Linked DNA regions of Homo sapiens: region 1 is linked to region 2. Evidence: chromatin loops called from intact Hi-C (ENCODE). Cell type or tissue: ascending aorta. All regions are shown on one strand. Each heading gives the region's core, and the rest is flanking DNA. Links, peaks and the distances in the headings are about the cores only.

Region 1 (8,345 bases), core at 253-8,252, 660 kb before region 2:
GAATTGAAGTTTTCCTAACTGGTGGCAGAAGCATTCTTTGTTGAAATTCACTCTCCTTGGCAGTTCTCCAGGGCACACGGCAATGCCTATTTATTTGATTTAGCCTTTGTTTGGTTAGCCTTGTATTTTGTCTGTTTTGCTTTGCGAAGTTCTTTTTTCCCCAAATTTTCATGTTTAAATCCCTTGGACTTCACTTCTATTTATTTTACTAGCTTGCTTTAAAATACTGCTAAAAGTTGTTTGCTTTAAGCTCTCACAAAATGAGTAGTCTTGGATTCATTTGTCTGTTTTCTCCAAGCCTGATCCATAGTGTGTGTACTAGGTGCACCTTTGTTAATTATTAAAACAAAATAGACTTTATGGTTTGTACTTTGTACATCCGAATATTATACTACATTGTCTCCAGTTCTCTTTATTTAGCTCTTTGTTTTTTTACCCTGTCCTCCAATCATTAGGCTCATGTTAATTCTAAAGAGATAGAAGTAGCTTAACTTTTCTGAATCTTTTCGTTCTCCCTCCTCTGCCATTCTTCCTGCTTCTTCCCACAATATAAAAACCCGTCCGACTCTCCTGTCTTCCGAGTGAAGCTGGCAACACTCCAAGTGACATGAGTACCCTAAGACACCCATTTTTTTGTAAGTAAACATTCAGTGACGAAACTTAGACCTTCTCTAGACATTTTTATGTATGTATGTATGTATGTATGTATGTATGTATGTATGTATGTATGTATTTGAGACAGATTCTCATTCTGTTGCCCAGGCTGGAGTGCAGTGACACAGTCTCTGCTCACTGCAGTCTCCGCCTCCTGGTTCGAGTGATTCTCATGCCTCAACCTCTCGAGTAGCTAGGATTACAGGTGCCCGCCATCACACCCAGCAAATTTTTGTATTTTTAGTAGAGATAGGGTTTCACCATGTTGGCCAGGCTGGTCTCGAACTCCTGGCCTTAAGTGATCCGCCTGCCTCAGCCTCCCAAAGTGCTGGGATTACAGGCGTGAGCCACTGCACCCGGTCACTAGACATTTTAAATCCTCTCAAGACCCCTGATTGTATGTGTGGCCTTCACCTCACACTTAACGTGGCCAAAATGCACTCCTGCCTTCTCTTTGTCCCCTAATCACTGTAAGAGAGATCTTTCCCTGTGCTCTTTTATTCTCAGGCTTATATCTTTCTTTGTTTTGGAAACACATATTTGTTAGAATCTTCTGCATTGCAGATACTGGGATTGTATGAAAATGAACAAGATAGAAACTGCTCTGCCCTTTAGGAGCTTAGAGTCTAGTTGAGGATGTAGGTGGTTAGAATCCAAGATGGTTAATCCTGAAAGATGACTACAAAGTACTATGGAGAAGAAGAACGCTTGCTGCAGACTGGGGAGGGGGCACCAAGGCTGACATCAGAGAAGTGATAGCCGGCGTGAGACCTGGAGGATGGTCTCCATTTGCCTGACTTCGCCTTAGCCAGGGAAGGAGGGAGGGCATATTCTAGACAGAGTGCATCTGCAGAGGTCAGCGGGAGAGCATGAATAACAGAGTTGTTACGCATAGTTAGCCTACTATCAAATACACCTATTTTTTTCAGTGGGTGGGTGGAACGAGAGATGAATGCAGAGTGATGAGACTGGAGAGATAGGCAGTGCCAGGTGATGAGGGTCTTGTAAGAGTTCAGACTTTATCCTGAGATACCGGGAAGCCATCGAAATGTAGGGAAGTGAGGTGATCAGACATTTTTTGTTTTGTTTTGTTTTTTGAGACAGAGTCTTGCCCTGTCGCCCAGGCTGAAGTGCAATGGCGCGATCTCAGCTCACTGCAACGTCCGCCCCCCCGGCTTCAAGCTATTCTCCCTGCCTCAGCCTCCCAAGTAGCTGTGATTACAGGTGCATGCCACCACTCCCAGCTAATTTTTTGTATTTTTAGTAGAGACGAGGTTTTGCCACATTGGCCAGGCTGGTCTCAAACTCCTCGCCATAGGTGATCCGCCCACCTTGGCCTCCCAAAGTGCTGGGATTACAGGCGTGAGTCATCATGCCCAGCCGATGTGATCAGACTTACATGATCTCTCCTAGTGTAGTGTGGAGAATGGATTAAAATGTGGCAAGAATAGCCTCTATTTGGGCTGATCCTAGGGACCGTTTTCCCAACTCAGCCTTCTCTTTAACTCCACAGTGTTTGTCCAGCCCAGCATGCATTTTTCTGATTAGCATGAGGGTTCATCTCAAACATCAGCTCCCTTTCTCTAGCTTCCTGTCTTAAAGGCCAGGACTGTGTCTTTTCCCTAGCTCTGGGCTGGCTCTTACTCTACACTAAATGTGTCATCTGGAGCACCAACTGGATCCAGGCTTTACCATTGCCCAGAGAGTCTGTTGTTTTGCCTACTATCTTGGCTCCCCTGGGATTTTGGTGCCAGCTTAGATCTAGCCTGAGTTCAGTGATCTCCTTTGACCCCTGAAATTCATTGCCATTCACACGTTGGCTCTTCCTGCTCAGCCAGTCTAGAACAAACCTGCCGCTGAGGGAATCCCTCTCTTTTCCCACTTGCAGTTGAGTATCCTAGATACTTCACAATTGATCTCCATTGTATACCTACATAGAACAATACCTTCGATAAGATGGATTGAGGTAAGGTGAGGAGAACCAGCTACAGGTTGAGTATCTCTTATCCAAAGTGCTTGGGACCAGAAATGTTTCAGATTTTTTTATTTTTTCAGATTTTGGAATATTTGCATATCATAATGAGATAACATAAGAATGGGACCCAAGTCTAAACACAAAATTCATTTAAGTTTCATATATACCTTATACACAAAGCCTGAAGGTAATTTTATACAATATTTTTCATAGTTTTGTGCATAAGAAGTTTGTCTTAAATACTTATGTATGGAATTTTCCACTCGTGGTGTAATATTGGTACTCAGAAAGTTTCGGATTTTGGAGCATTTCGGAGTTTGGATTTCCAGGGCAAGTTACTTAACTTCTCTGTGCCTTAGTTTCTTCATTTATAAACTGCAGGTATTAAGAGAACTTACACCAGAGTTGTTTGGAGGATTAAGCGAGCGAATGCCTGTCAAACACTGTGCCTGGCCCATAACTAGCTCTCACTGCTTATTCATGTTGTTATTATGGTGTCTAGACTTAACCCTAGGGAAAGTGGGAGAACATAAAAGGTTTTTGACTTCAGGAATATTTGACAACAGACAAATGGGTATTAATCTTGAAAGGTCCACCCCTCCTCTTCACTGTGAATAATTGAGAGATGACAGTGGTATCACATCCTGCCCAGCTGGGGGGCTATTCCAGTGAGTAAATAGATGTGAGGGAGTGATAAAAATAGCTAGCTGATATCTAGTGCTCACTGTGTGCCAAGCCCTGTTCTAAATGCTTTACTTGCCTTAACTCATTTGATCCGCACAACGACCCCATGAGGTGGCTACTGTGATTGTTCCCATTTTACTGACGAGGCAACAGGTACAAAGCAGCTGAGTGACTTAGCTAAGATCCCATTAACTGCTGGAATTTGGCTTGGACCAGACAGTCTGACTCCACATTGGAAACACAAATAGATACAGCCACCGTGTAAAGGAGGATCTTTGCCTTTCCTTTTTCTCTCTCCCCACAGGTGTACCCTTAAAAAGGGATTTTGAATCTCTTTATCAATCAGATCTATTACAGTCTGTAAATTTTGAAGGAACCATTTTATTTAAAGGCCTTTCCAGTTCAGTTTCAATAGAATAAAGATCTAGACAGCATATAAATTTTCATAGTAAAAAATAGAGCTATATAATCTATGACCATAACCCTTTTCATAGCCCTAAGGTTGGGGATATATGAAAACACATTAGCTGAATTGTACATTCTTTTTATAAAATGCCTGATTTCTGGCAATTTGGTCATACAATCTTTTGATAAAAATATCAAAAACCTCATACTGCAATACTGTAAAATGTGACTCTGTTAATGGCCAAAAACATCTGTATTTTTTACTGTCATGAACTGTTTAAACATCATCATAATAGGAAACATTTATGACTTAAATAATTGAAGTCTACATTTCTCAGAATCCACCTGCTCATCTCAACCTTTTGTTAGACCCTCAAACAAATCACAGAATTGACAGGCTTGAGTTTCTCTGTAACTCTTTCTTCTCCATCATGGGGTGGTAGGATGTGCAGGGGCTGTTGGTCAGTTCTTCCAAGTTTGAATGTCATAGTCGTGGGAAACTGATGTAGGCATCTGTCATGGGAAACTGATGTAGGGAAACTGATGTCTGTTAACCTCCCTGGACTTCAGTTTCTACTTCTGAAGGACTTCTAGCTTTAAAATACCTTGATTCTCTCTTTCTAAACCTTTTGTTTACTCACTCTTTAAAGAATATTATAATTAATAGTACAGTGATCTAATGGTAAGAAATAGAGAAGAAAAAATAATTTGGTTTCATTAATTTCATTTAACATTATTTCACAAAAGTTCATTAAGCACCTACTATGTGCATGATAAATACTTGTTTCACAGTCCAGTATACTAATAATGTTAAATTCTCAAACTGACTTGGGATTTTCCTTCCCTCAGTTTTCCCATTGCTAATGTTCCCCTCCTGGCTACAACATTACCATAAAATGTTATACTCTTTAATCTTATTTTCATATTCCCCAAACAAAACAAAACAAAATCTTTCATCTCAAAGGGATTTTTAGCATGTTGCAAATTATCATTAAATCACACACAATTTTCTGTCTTCAATTTTTCAATGTAAAAAACCACATTTTAAAACCTACTAGGTTATATTTCTTAGGAAAAACCGTAGACATCAAATGTTCACTTCTAATTTAGATGCGTCAGCTGACATACTAGTTTCAATGAGTTGCAGTAATGAATTTGTCATAGAATTGAAGCCATTTTCTAGCTATAAATCGCCCAAACCCAAATGCTATAGGAAATTTACAAGGACTGCCATTAGAATAGGATATTTTAAATTATCTCAGTTGTATTGAAACAAAACCAAACCTGATTAACAGATATATCAGGTAATCATGAATTGATGTGACAGAAAAGAGTTATTGGGCTATTTGTCAAATGATAAACTGGATGATGATGATGGGGAAAGTTACCTTTAATTTATTTATTTATTTATTTATTTATTTATTTATTTATTTATTTATTTTAGTGCTCTAATGAGTGCCAGGCATTGTCAGTATTTCATGTAATCCTCATGATAACCTTATGAGATGTACAGTATTACTATTTCTATTTTACAGATAAGAAAACTGAGCTTGGAGAGGTTAATGTTCCCAAAGTCCCACACTTTAAATAGCTGAAAATGTTTCACATTGCTTGTTGTCACCTTGAGTTCACCATATTTAAAGTGAAAGTCATCATCCTCATCCCTTGTTGTTCTTTCTGTTTCGTCAGTGATATCATGATTTTCTGTTTCATTCTTGCAGTCATTGATTTTTCCTTTTCCGTCTTTGCTCTAAATCCATTCAATTACCAAGTCCCTTTCCTCATTCAGTGTCTTTCTGCTGTCAGCCCTCTTCTCATCACTTAGTGTCTAGGCCTCCCAACTAAATGTACAGGCTAAAGGCCAAACTCCATAACTCGGTCCTCAAGGCTGGCTACTCTCTGACTCCTCCTCTTCTTTTAGGCTCTTTTTCCTGTTACTTCTCTCCAGATGAACTAGTTACCTAAATACTTTGTGCGCATTTTCTACATCCCCTTATGCAAATGATAACTCTTGAGATGGCCTCTCCCCTGTTCCCTGGTCCGTGAGCCCTGTCCCTTCCTCAGCATGAGACTGGGTCCTCTCCTGAAAGATGTGTTTTGATCAGCTCATTCCTCAGTGAGTATCCCTTCTTTTCAATGCTTGTGACAGTAGGCTCTATACCTGTCATTTTGCACTAAGCACGTGCCACCTGACTAGCATTGCTGTACAACTCTTCATCAATGTGATCTGTCTCTCTCTTAGTGGTGGTTAGGACTGGGTCTAGATCTCTCCCTAACATGTGGAACATTGTTCTATACCTAGAAAGTACAAGTCTTCATGCTTCGTGTGCATGGGTAAGGAGAGGAATTTTTATGGTAACTATAGTAAATATCTCACATATTGACTTCATTGACTTAAGAGATCTCCTGTGAATCCTCCAAGCCTTATTATTCAGACCCATTTCACTAGAAAGGGACCACATGTACTCATAGGATACAGTGGTAGATTGTTTGCAGAGATGGTCACAGCTCCTTCCATCCCTGTGCATGCACCTGTGTAAAGTGACTTGGCTCTCTTCCCAGCAGGAGGAAGAATTTATTTCTTCACTCCCCAAATCAAAGCTGACTTGTGACTTACTTTGAGCAAAGAGCATAGAAAAAACTAATAAATCTCAAAACCTGAGGGGTGGTCTAGGTGACCACCCCCAACAAAGGATCCCATCTGGGAGAAAATTTTTGCAATCTACCCATCTGACAAAGGGCTAATATCCAGAATCTACAAAGAACTTAAAGAAATTTACAAGAAAACAACAACCCCATCAAAAAGTGGGCAAAGGATATGAACAGACACTTCTCAAAAGAAGATATTTATGCAGCCAACGGACATATGCAAAAATGCTCATCATCACTGGTCGTCAGAGAAATGCAAATCAAAACCACCATGAGATAGCATCTCACTCCAGTTAGAATGGCGATCATTAAAAAGTCAGGAAACAACAGATGCTGGAGAGGACATGGAGAAATAGGAGCAATTTTACACTGTTGGTGGGAGTGTAAATTAGTTCAACCATTGTGGAAGACAGTGTGGCGATTCCTCAAGGATCTAGAACTAGAAATACCATTTGACCCAGCCATCCCATTACTGGATATATACCCAAACGATTATAAATCATTCTACGATAAAAACACATGCACACGTATGTTTATTGTGGCACTATTCACAATAGTAAAGACTTGGAACTAACCCATATGTCCATCAATGATAGACTAGATTAAGAAAATATGGCACATATACACCATGGAATCCTGTGCAGCCATAAAAAAGGATGAGTTCATGTCCTTTGCAGGGACATGGATGAAGCTGGAAACCATCATTCTAAGCAAACTCACAAGGACAGAAAACCAAACACTGCATGTTCTCAATCATAGATGGGAGTTGAACAATGAGAACACATGGACAGAGGGTGGGGAACATCACACACCAGGGCCGGTCAGGGGGTAGGGTGCTGGGGGAGGGATAGCATTAGGATAAATACCTAATGTAAATGACGAGTTGATGGGTGCAGCAAACCAACATGGCACATGTATACCTATGTAACAAACCTGCATGTTGTGCACATATACCTAGAACTTAAAGTATAATAATAATTAAAAAAACAGATATGTTTGTGTTAGGGTTCTCTAGAGGAACAGAATTAATAAAATATGGGTATAAATATATAAAAAAAAGGAATCCATCTGATGCCATGCCTTTTGCCACATTAGCGCCTGAGTTTTTGTTCCATTGTGTACATATGATAGATGTGGTTTGAGATGCTTCTTTAACCAAAGTTTTAATGCATTTCAAAGTTCTGCACTTCTAAGAAGTGATCTTAAAGGTAGATAATAAATTGTGGTTATTCACATGCCCTGATACCATAGTTCTGTTTTATCTCTTGTAGTTTCTTGAACGTAGTCCAAAATTAACATTGATTTAAAGTGCTAATATTTTCTCAGATCTATTTTTAAAACTTTGCATTCTTGTGTTCTTCATTTGCAAACACCCAGAATTGCCCCCCCCCTTCTCTTTTACCCATTATAAGGAAACAAGTTCTCTATTCGTCAAATAGCAAAACAGCCTTTGCTTAGCAGTGTATATTTCACTTTTGTGCTAAAGCTGTATCCCAGTAACATTTTCTTTCACTGAAAATGACCATTTCTTCCTGGAGTATATAATTTTTTTCAAATGCGTGAAGTTTTCAAAATGAAACCATATCAGACAGAATGATCTTTGGCTTTATGAAAGTGGAATATTTTTTATAGTTCTGTGGTTGTTCATTATTTTAAAACCTATTAGTTACAACAGGTTAGCTTGAAAAATGAGGAGGTTTAAATCTGAGACAAAATATCTCACTATAATTAGATTCTGAAACTGTGCCAGCAAAATTGTGTTTGAACGCTTCTTGAATTTGTTTTGTAAGGGGTAGCTTTCTGTTTTAAATGTGTATTCAGTAAAACACAGTTATTCAAATTCTACTAGACATGTAGGAGAGCCAGATTCATGTGTAACGCAGATGCGGCATTGTTCATGGGGCTGTTTCCTCCTAATGACTGACCTAATGTGTTGTGTCTCCTTTTTCTGGCTGAGAGAAGGAACCACATTTTAGAA
Region 2 (8,345 bases), core at 296-8,295:
TTATCTATTTAATTGAGCCTAGAAGTAAGGTTAAGTTTAAAATCTACTAATACTTCCCTGGCCTTTCATAGCTCTCCCAGGTTCCAGAAAGCTCCACTAGCAACCCAGTTTTATTGGTCAAAATTTTCTTAGTCCCCAGGCTTGGGTATGTAATAACCTTTGACTGGTTTTAAGCTAGGGATGGAGAAGAGAGGGAAAAAGGATAATTGTCATGTTTTATACAATAATTATGCTTAAGCTTTGTGTTACACTTTGCAATTTACAGAAAGTATTTTATTTGTATCACTGTTTTTGCACAGGAGAATTTTGAAAAATTATGAGATGGAGGGATGGATGGATGAATGGACGGACGGGTGTTCAGATGGATGGACAGACTGACTATTGGGTGGGTGGGTGGATGGATGGATGGATCAACAGACTGACTATTGGGTGGATGAATGTTTGATGGAAGAAAGAAAGGAAAGAGGGAGAGAAGGGAGGAAGGGAAGTCTCTTTCTCCTGTTGCCCAGATTGGAGGGATGAATTGAGGGAGGGGTTATTATTCATTTAATTAGATTTTCTTAGTAATCCAGATCTGAACTTTTCTAACCGTCTTGTCATGCTCTCTTTTCTTCAGCCATAAAGCCGCATCCGGCTGGGCACAGTGGCTCACGCTTGTAATCCCAGCACTTTGGGAGGCTGAGGCGGGTGGATCACAAGGTCAGGAGTTCAAGACCAGCCTGGCTAAGATGGTGAAACCCCGTCTCGACTAAAAAATACAAAAAATTAGCCAGGCGTGGTGGCGGATGCCTGTAATCCCAGCTACTTGGGAGGCTGGGGCAGAGAATTGCTTGAACCCAGGAGGCAGAGGTTGCAGTGAGCCGAGACCACGCCCCTGAACTCCAGCCTGGCAACAGAGTGAGACTGTCTCAAAAAAAAAAAAAAAAAAGCCGCATCCTGCAAATAAGATGAGAAAGGAGGTGTGGGCGCTGGGTGGGGCGGGCACTCAGATGAGATTCTCTGCCCACTCTGTAGAATTACTCTTCATTGTGGCTCTCAGAACTCGGAGCCTGTGAAAACCATGGTTTCAGGGTGAGGGGTCTCTACCCTAGGCTGCATTTCCTGATGGCCTTTAACCTTCCCAGGCCTGGAGGAAATCATGCCCCGGGAAAATATATGTTTTAACTTAAAGATGTAACACAATTAAAATGTAAACACCAGTTCTCAGCTTTAGCCCTTTACTGTGAGGGTGATGTAATAAGAAAGGCCACTGACATTTTGGGGTTGATGAAAATGGTAACTTTTAAAGGTAACATGGGTTTTATTGAAATATAATTCACATACCAAACAATTCACCTATTTAAAGTACAATTCAGCGGTTTTTTTTCGCAGAGTTGTGCAGCCATCAGCACAAGCAGTTTTAGAATATTTTCATCACCCAGTGCGGGGGAAAAACCCTGTACCCTTAAGCCATCACCCGTCCTCACACCAAATGATGACTTATTAAATCAAGCTGGCAAGTCGTGGCCTGCAGGAAAGTGAGCAATGATTCTCAGCACTCTGATTAGCAAGTGGCTTTCCAGCAAGTGTCACAGGGCTGCGGGTTGGGGTCTGGGGGATGCCAGATGCGGGATGGGGGGCTGATCTCACTACTTGGAGTATCTCAGGGGGCTGCCTCTCCGGCTGCGTGTCCTCAGGAGTTTGTTTGTTTAACAAGTCACTTGGCCCACATAGAATAAGCTCCACTTTTTTGGAGAAAAAGGAAAAATGTGAATTTTGAAGCATTCTTTTATATCTCTTTTATCTGAAAATTTCTTCTTTCTCACTCAACCACTTTTCCAAATGCTGGTCCTGATGGATGGAACAGGCTCCCCTTTTACTTTATTTCATAAGTGGTTTATAACCCTGAGGCTGAGAAACGATATAAATGAGGGGGAAAGAAGTATCCTACAAGAAATACCCAGTTAAAGAAAAGAAAACTGGAGAAACCAAGCCCCCATTTCTTTTTTTTTTTTCTCCAATGCCTTTTTGAAGCACCTAAAGGCCAAGGAATTTTGAAATGAGAACTCGACAGTGAAATGTTTCTCATTTTCAAACAAAGAAACATTTCTTACTCTTGGGTGTTTTGTGTGCAGAAACACTTTTTTGATATGTCATATTTAAAGGTGAGAATGATCCACTTGGTCAGTAGATCCGTGGAGCGTCAGGAAGATGGAAAGAGGAAAGGGCCCCGAATGACCCACCTGCGTATCTTTTGCATATGTTTCCAAAAATACAAGTCTGTTCATCATACTCGATTTTTCCTTTGTTTTTATTCACGTTTTAGCATTCCTTTTCTGCATTAAAAAAATGTATGCAGTCCTGCTGCTGCCTTCAAACTAGCTTTGTGATTTGAAGCTTCACTTTCTCATCTATAAAATTCATTCAGCAGCACCCACTGTGCCTTCTGTAGCACTTCCATCCACCTGACAGTATGTATCTTTGTTACTTCCACCACACCCCTAGAGTCGAAGGTCTGAGGACAGGGACTTTCTTCTTCATTCATTGTGCTATCCCCAGCATATCGAACAGTGCTTGGCATCTGGTAGGTTATTGGTTAATATGAGTTGAAGGAAATGAACGCACAGGTGCCCAGTGCAAAAAGAAAATTTGATGATTTCTAAGGAGCCCTCTAGCTTGAACATTTTATCATCGTGCTGTAGCCTCTCTCCAGAAACTGACACTGTTTTGTACGTATCTGAAGGGTAACCGGATTTTCACATTCCCTGATCTTAACTTTTGGTATGTTTCTCTTCTCTGTAATCTTAAGCAAGTTAAGTATGGGGAATCTTCATTCTTGTAGCTATAAGACAAGGTAAGTGGTTTTCCTTTCATCTTGTTTGAAGTGAAATTCTTATACTGGTCTTATCCTGAAGGGCCAATTTCTTTTTGTATTTCAGCTTTGATATTAGCATATGCCCAGAACCTATAGGAAATCAGTCAACAGACCTAGAAAAAGTCTAATAGCTTTGCCTTTTCATACTCTTCACACTTTGCAAGGTTTTCATGACAGTTGGTAGGTGAACTCTGAGCATATTTGGCCAGAGGCAGATTCCTGTGTCTCTTTGCTTACTAAGGATACAATAGGAGGGCTTATAGATGACATTTGTAGGTATGGCTTAGACGGGGAAATATTTGAAGGTTCCTGCATTATTTTGGGAACTTGCCTGAGGTTGCATTTGTATTATAAGGTCAAATTTAAAGGCAGGGAAGGCCGTTACCAATATCATGTATGTATGTCTAAGGAAATATTTTGTCTTTTGCAGGGACTTGATTTCATTTTGCTTGGTTTTCTCAGGGGTGATTTCACCTCAGTTCTGTGTAAAGAGGATTCCCAGATCTCTAGTATTAAGATTGAATGCCTATCTTGACTAGTTGACTAAGAGTTGGGTTTGGGGGTTGGTTTGTCTGTAGCTGTTTCCTCTGCAAAGCCACCTTAGCATCAGTGCAATGAGCTTTTCTTGTGGAGCCAGGGCTGAAGATAGCTTTCTATTGTTTTCATTCTCCTGCGAGTTGGAGCTTAGGGGAGCCCTTATGTGAACTGATGCATCCCGGAGGGAGGGCTTATGTGGTTTCATTGGCGGGCGCGATGCAGACGCAGCTATGTTTAGATTCTTCCCTCTCAGTTACCAGGTGCCCATTCATGCCACTCCCTCACTTCCATAGGTTGTGGAAAATGGTGAAAATAGGATTGTTGAGGTAATTTTTTGAAGCACTGTTATTGTGGTTGACATTGATCATTTGCTACTTCAATTGTATTCCATGATGTCAAATTTACTGTATTTACCTGTAGCAGAAGGAAGATAAACCCTCTCAGAAAATGAAAGGGCAGCATTATTATGTGTTCATGAAGTCATACTGTGGCCTCATTGGCTATCATTGCAGTCATCAAGGATACATTCTTCATAAAATAACACAATAAGGCTGATGTGTGGAGGTCACGGGTTGTCACAACTGTATCTAGGTTAAAAAATGTTGCTATCCACCCAGCCCTCCTTAAAAGAGGCTATTTATAATACAATGCGGGTGTTTGTGCTGCTTGCATCGGGCAGGCGCATCCTGAATGAAGAATTAGCTCTTTAAAAAGAACATTAAAAATAAAACTCATGTTGTAAAGATCTGACAGCCAAAAGAGATTGTGGGCTGTTGTAAATGCTTGCTTATTTCCCAAGGTTGCTGAGTTACTTGCTCTGGGTCATGAAATATTTTGATCTGGCAAGTAGGCTTTGCTTTTTTTAAAAAAATTTACATGTTCTAGATATGAATATACCTACCTACTTCCTAACAATCACTTGGCAGGCCCTTTGGGGATAGGAGCCCCCTCCTGGGAGGGAGGGTCTGTCTTCTCTCCTCCCTGCGTCGGCCACACTGCTGCCTCTTATTCCACCAGGCTCTGGCTTCCTGCATGGGCCATTCCACTTCCGTCTCCCATCAGGGGGCAGGACTCGGGGAAGAAACTTGGGCATAAAGAATGTGTAAATTACACCTTAATAAAGCTGTTAAGAAAAAATAAGCACCCCGATTAATGGACTGTGTCACCATCAGATGAATATTCTAAGTGATTTTTAAAAATAGCTCTTTCACGAGAGTGTTTTGGTTTGGGGTGTGTATTCTTGGATTGTTTTTATTATTTTTCTGCATAGCCTTGATAGGAAAATGTAGAACTCTGTTATCATAATACATGCAGTATTTAGATTGGATACACTTCTTGCTCCCCTTGCATTGATTTCCTACTTTTCTCCTTTGCCTTTTCCCGGTACTTAAGCATTAAGTCGCGGGCATTTTCCCAGTGTAATTGTTGATTAAGTGCTGCATATCCCGTGATGATTATGAGAAGATTACTGTATTCAGCTTTTAATCTTGTGAGTGTCAAATATTTTACTTTAGTGGTATCGTTATTATTATTATTATTCATAGCTCTTTCTGTTTGAGTAATGCAATCAGGCAAAATAAAGGTAATGCCACAAATTCAGCATTTTTATAGTAATTCTTTGTCTCAGAATGGAAAGTGCCACCTTCAGGCCATTCTCAAATACTGATGGAGATTTATACAGATAGGAATCAGAATATTTTAGGCTTCTTTTGGTTGCAAGTAACAGAAAGCAACAAGTTTAGGAAGAAATGCATATATATATATATGAGGGCAGGGAATCTATTGGAGGAAGTACTGTGGGTCTCTCAGGACCCCAAGGCCAAGCATGTATAATAGCTGGCGGTCATCAAGACTGGAACCTGGAAGGCTGCCAGGAACGCGGGCACCACTCGTACCTTCTCTCTGTCACTTTCTGTGTTCTCTTTGTTTTCTCTAATGCCATGTGCAGGATGATCAGTGGTCACCTTGTGGCATTCAAGCCAAATATCCTCCATGGAAGAGAATAGCTCAGGTGGCCTGGCTGTCTTTCAGTTCCAGTGCCCACTTCCCAGGAGCAACAGAAGTTCTGTGAATGGAGTCACTGAAAGCATGTGACCTACCTGGTCCTGACGCCTTGTCCGGGGGAGCAGCAGCATGGAGAAAAAACGTGGTAGCCAGGGGCTTTCTCCATGGGTGGGGAGAGGCAGAGCTCCGAGGGGAAGAGGCCCCCCATTGCGAGTGGGATAGACACCCCAAACAGAGCCCCATTTTCTGTTTTCTTGAGAGAGACAGAGACTCCAGATTCTTATCTAGCCTCCAGTGGCAACTTCTCATGCTTCTCCAGGGTTCCACGTGCTGTATCCCAGAGCCTTGACACTGAGGGCAGGAGCGTGGGATTCTGAAGAGAATCCCAAAAAACTATTTATAATCAACTGTCTGTTGCCTAGTGGGAGAAAAGGAATCATTGGTATGAACAACTCCAGTTACTGTTTCCACAGAACCAGCAGGCTTTCTGGTTCTTTCCTGAGGCACTCCGCTTTACATAGGAGGAAACTGAGATTGGAAGGTAAGTGTATCACCTGATGTCACACAGCCAGAAAGGAGGAAGCTGGGTCACTGATGCTGGCTGAGCCCAAAATGCAGAACCCACGTGTGTCTGTCTCATTCAGCCACCATGGTGGCTTTGGGTTGAATTTTCACAAGCTCACGGTGGCCACCTCATGAGCATGCACAGAGAGCAGTAGATAGTTAATAGGGAAGTGGCTGAGTAGAAGTTGGCCTGAAATGGAAAATTTGCTGGGAATAATTTACAGGCCAAGTAATATTTGTGAACATTCGTGTGAACTTAAGCTTGGCATGAGCTATCTATACAGAAATCTAAAATCGGTCTAAACGTTTGGGTTGCACTTGGAGCCATAGGCCATCGAAGAGCAATGCCGTTGTGTCACTTTGGTTAGGGAGTGTCTGGCTCAGCCACTACATGTCACTCAGAGGATGCCAGTGTCAGTGATATGGGGGGTAGCGCTAATTGGAAAATGGAGGCTTGTCAGAGTCACTGCTAACTAATAAAATCACTGGGAAGTGGGTGCAGTTTTTCCAAGAGTGATTATTGTGGGTGGCAAGTATTGAGTGAGGCGTAGAGGGAATAAAATCAAACTGTCTATACACATGCTGCTGCAGTGGAAAGAACCCTGGGCTGGGAGTCCTGGGAGCCAGGCCCGGCCCTACCCCTGGGCCATTCGTGGGACCCCAGGCAGGTTACTGCTCCACTCAGGCCCTTTCTCCTTTTCTTTTTAGTATGTTGTTTAAAAAAATAGTAATAAAAAACATTATACCAAAAGATATATAGTGAAAAGTACGGCATTCTCTTGTCAAGGAAGTACAGCTTCCTAACCTCCTCCCCGGAGGTAACCACGATGACCAGTTTCCTCTGTATCATTTGACAGCTGATGCCTTTACACAGCCCTGGATGTGTGTGGATGTTTACACAGATGGGCACAGGCCATGTGCATTATCCTGACTTTTTTTTATCATGTAGCTTTCTCTGTATCAGTGCATACAGATTTATTCATCCTTGTTATTGATGTCAGAGTATTTCACTGTATGGTTGTACCAGATGTATTCAAGCCACCACTGGTAGTGGGCATTATACAAACAGTGTTGCAGTGAATACTCCTGCATGTATCTTTGCACACATGTCTTCACTATTGGTTAAAAGTGATATTCTGTTGTTATTTATTTCCTTAACTGGAAAGGAAGTCCATTTGTATTTCTTTTTCTGTGTAGTTTCTGTTCATGCCCCATGCTCATTTTTTTTTTTTCCTATTGAATTGCTTTTTCTTGTTACATCATATTTTCCAAAGAGATAATGATCCAAGTGCTGGTCAGTTCTGGGGAAAGTGATCTGATTGGAGGTTTGCTGAGACCCATCGTGTGTCCATCGAGAAGTCTGGGTACCCAGTAAAAGGCCCTTCTCCATGTTTTTGAGGTGTGGCCATGGCAAGTTTTCAGCAAGGCTCATTCTGTACTTATCTTTTTGATACTTAGTAAAGGGATGTGTCTGCTCCACACAGAGTGGAGCTTTGACCAGTCACTGCTGGATGAACAAGAGGGAGAGCATGGCCTTGTGGGACAAGATTGTCTTTACAACCACTGGTCTTCCAGACATAAACTTGGGTGCAGACCCTCTTGGCTCCAGAATTCATGGGTCATGTGACCTTCTCTGGGTCTCAGTCTCCTCATTTAGAAAATAGGATCATAAGACTGGTGTTGCAAGGTGGTTGTGAGCAATAGAAGAACCATATATTTAAAGTAGCTAGCACATGATTGGTTTTCAATAATTGGTAGCTTCTAATATTAGTATCATTGATATGACTGTTATTATCATCACCATAAATAAAACGATTGACAGTAGAGGCATGGGCTAAGACTGAACAATTGGTTAATGCGGCAACCATGTTATATTGGACTTTGACTTCAGGAACCCGCTCCAAAGGATGCAATTTGGTGTGCAGGCCATCTGCATCTTTGCAATAAAAGCTTCTTTGCACCTATGTCTATTTCATTTGCCTTGTGACTCTATAATTTTCTTTCAGGCCTTGCACCTCTGTTGCTAGACATAGTACATAAATCCCATGCAGTTTCCTGGCCTTGAAAAGGGAGAGTGACTTGAAAGTACTCTACTTGAATTCTAAATGGGAAAGATGTAAAAACCGCTCCTCCCCCCTCCAAGAAATCTGAGGGACAGAAAATAGATCTTTCTCTCTGGATCTCTTAAACCCCGCTTACGAAATTAACAAAGGAAGATGGATGGCTGAAATAAGACTTCCAAAGAAGAGATGGGAACCTCCTAATTGATTCCCACAAAACTGCTGGTTATTTACAACTAGGAAAATTGCCTGCTTGGAGATACCAATTCAGCTCTTGTGGTTCCGCTGGCTTGACAGGAAACACTCTCTGCTCCTTGCTGAAAAAG

Evidence for each region. Peaks named below come from ENCODE experiments on the same cell type or tissue, not always from the same donor. Only the 100,000 strongest peaks of a DNase experiment are listed, where the experiment ranks them.
Region 1: it touches region 2 in a loop (4-fold over the local background); 10 of 110 quality-filtered maps call a loop at or near these places.

Annotation. Positions count from the first base shown.
Region 1 is chr14:89,902,987-89,911,331 of GRCh38, reverse strand. The region is part of intron 5 of EFCAB11 (EF-hand calcium binding domain 11); the gene reads left to right. Among named protein-coding and RNA genes, the nearest start is that of EFCAB11, 48 kb to the left of the region's middle. RefSeq lists an enhancer at 1-187. In ascending aorta, for the core only: no CTCF peak of the experiment used is centred there; no DNase peak of the experiment used is centred there; H3K4me3 peaks cover 756 bases; H3K27ac peaks cover 454 bases.
Region 2 is chr14:89,239,126-89,247,470 of GRCh38, reverse strand. All of the region lies in intron 4 of FOXN3 (forkhead box N3), which reads left to right. Among named protein-coding and RNA genes, the nearest start is that of FOXN3-AS3, 110 kb to the left of the region's middle. In ascending aorta, for the core only: a CTCF peak has its summit at 5,066 (motif pointing left); a DNase peak (open chromatin) is centred at 4,410; H3K4me3 peaks cover 1,499 bases; H3K27ac peaks cover 3,206 bases.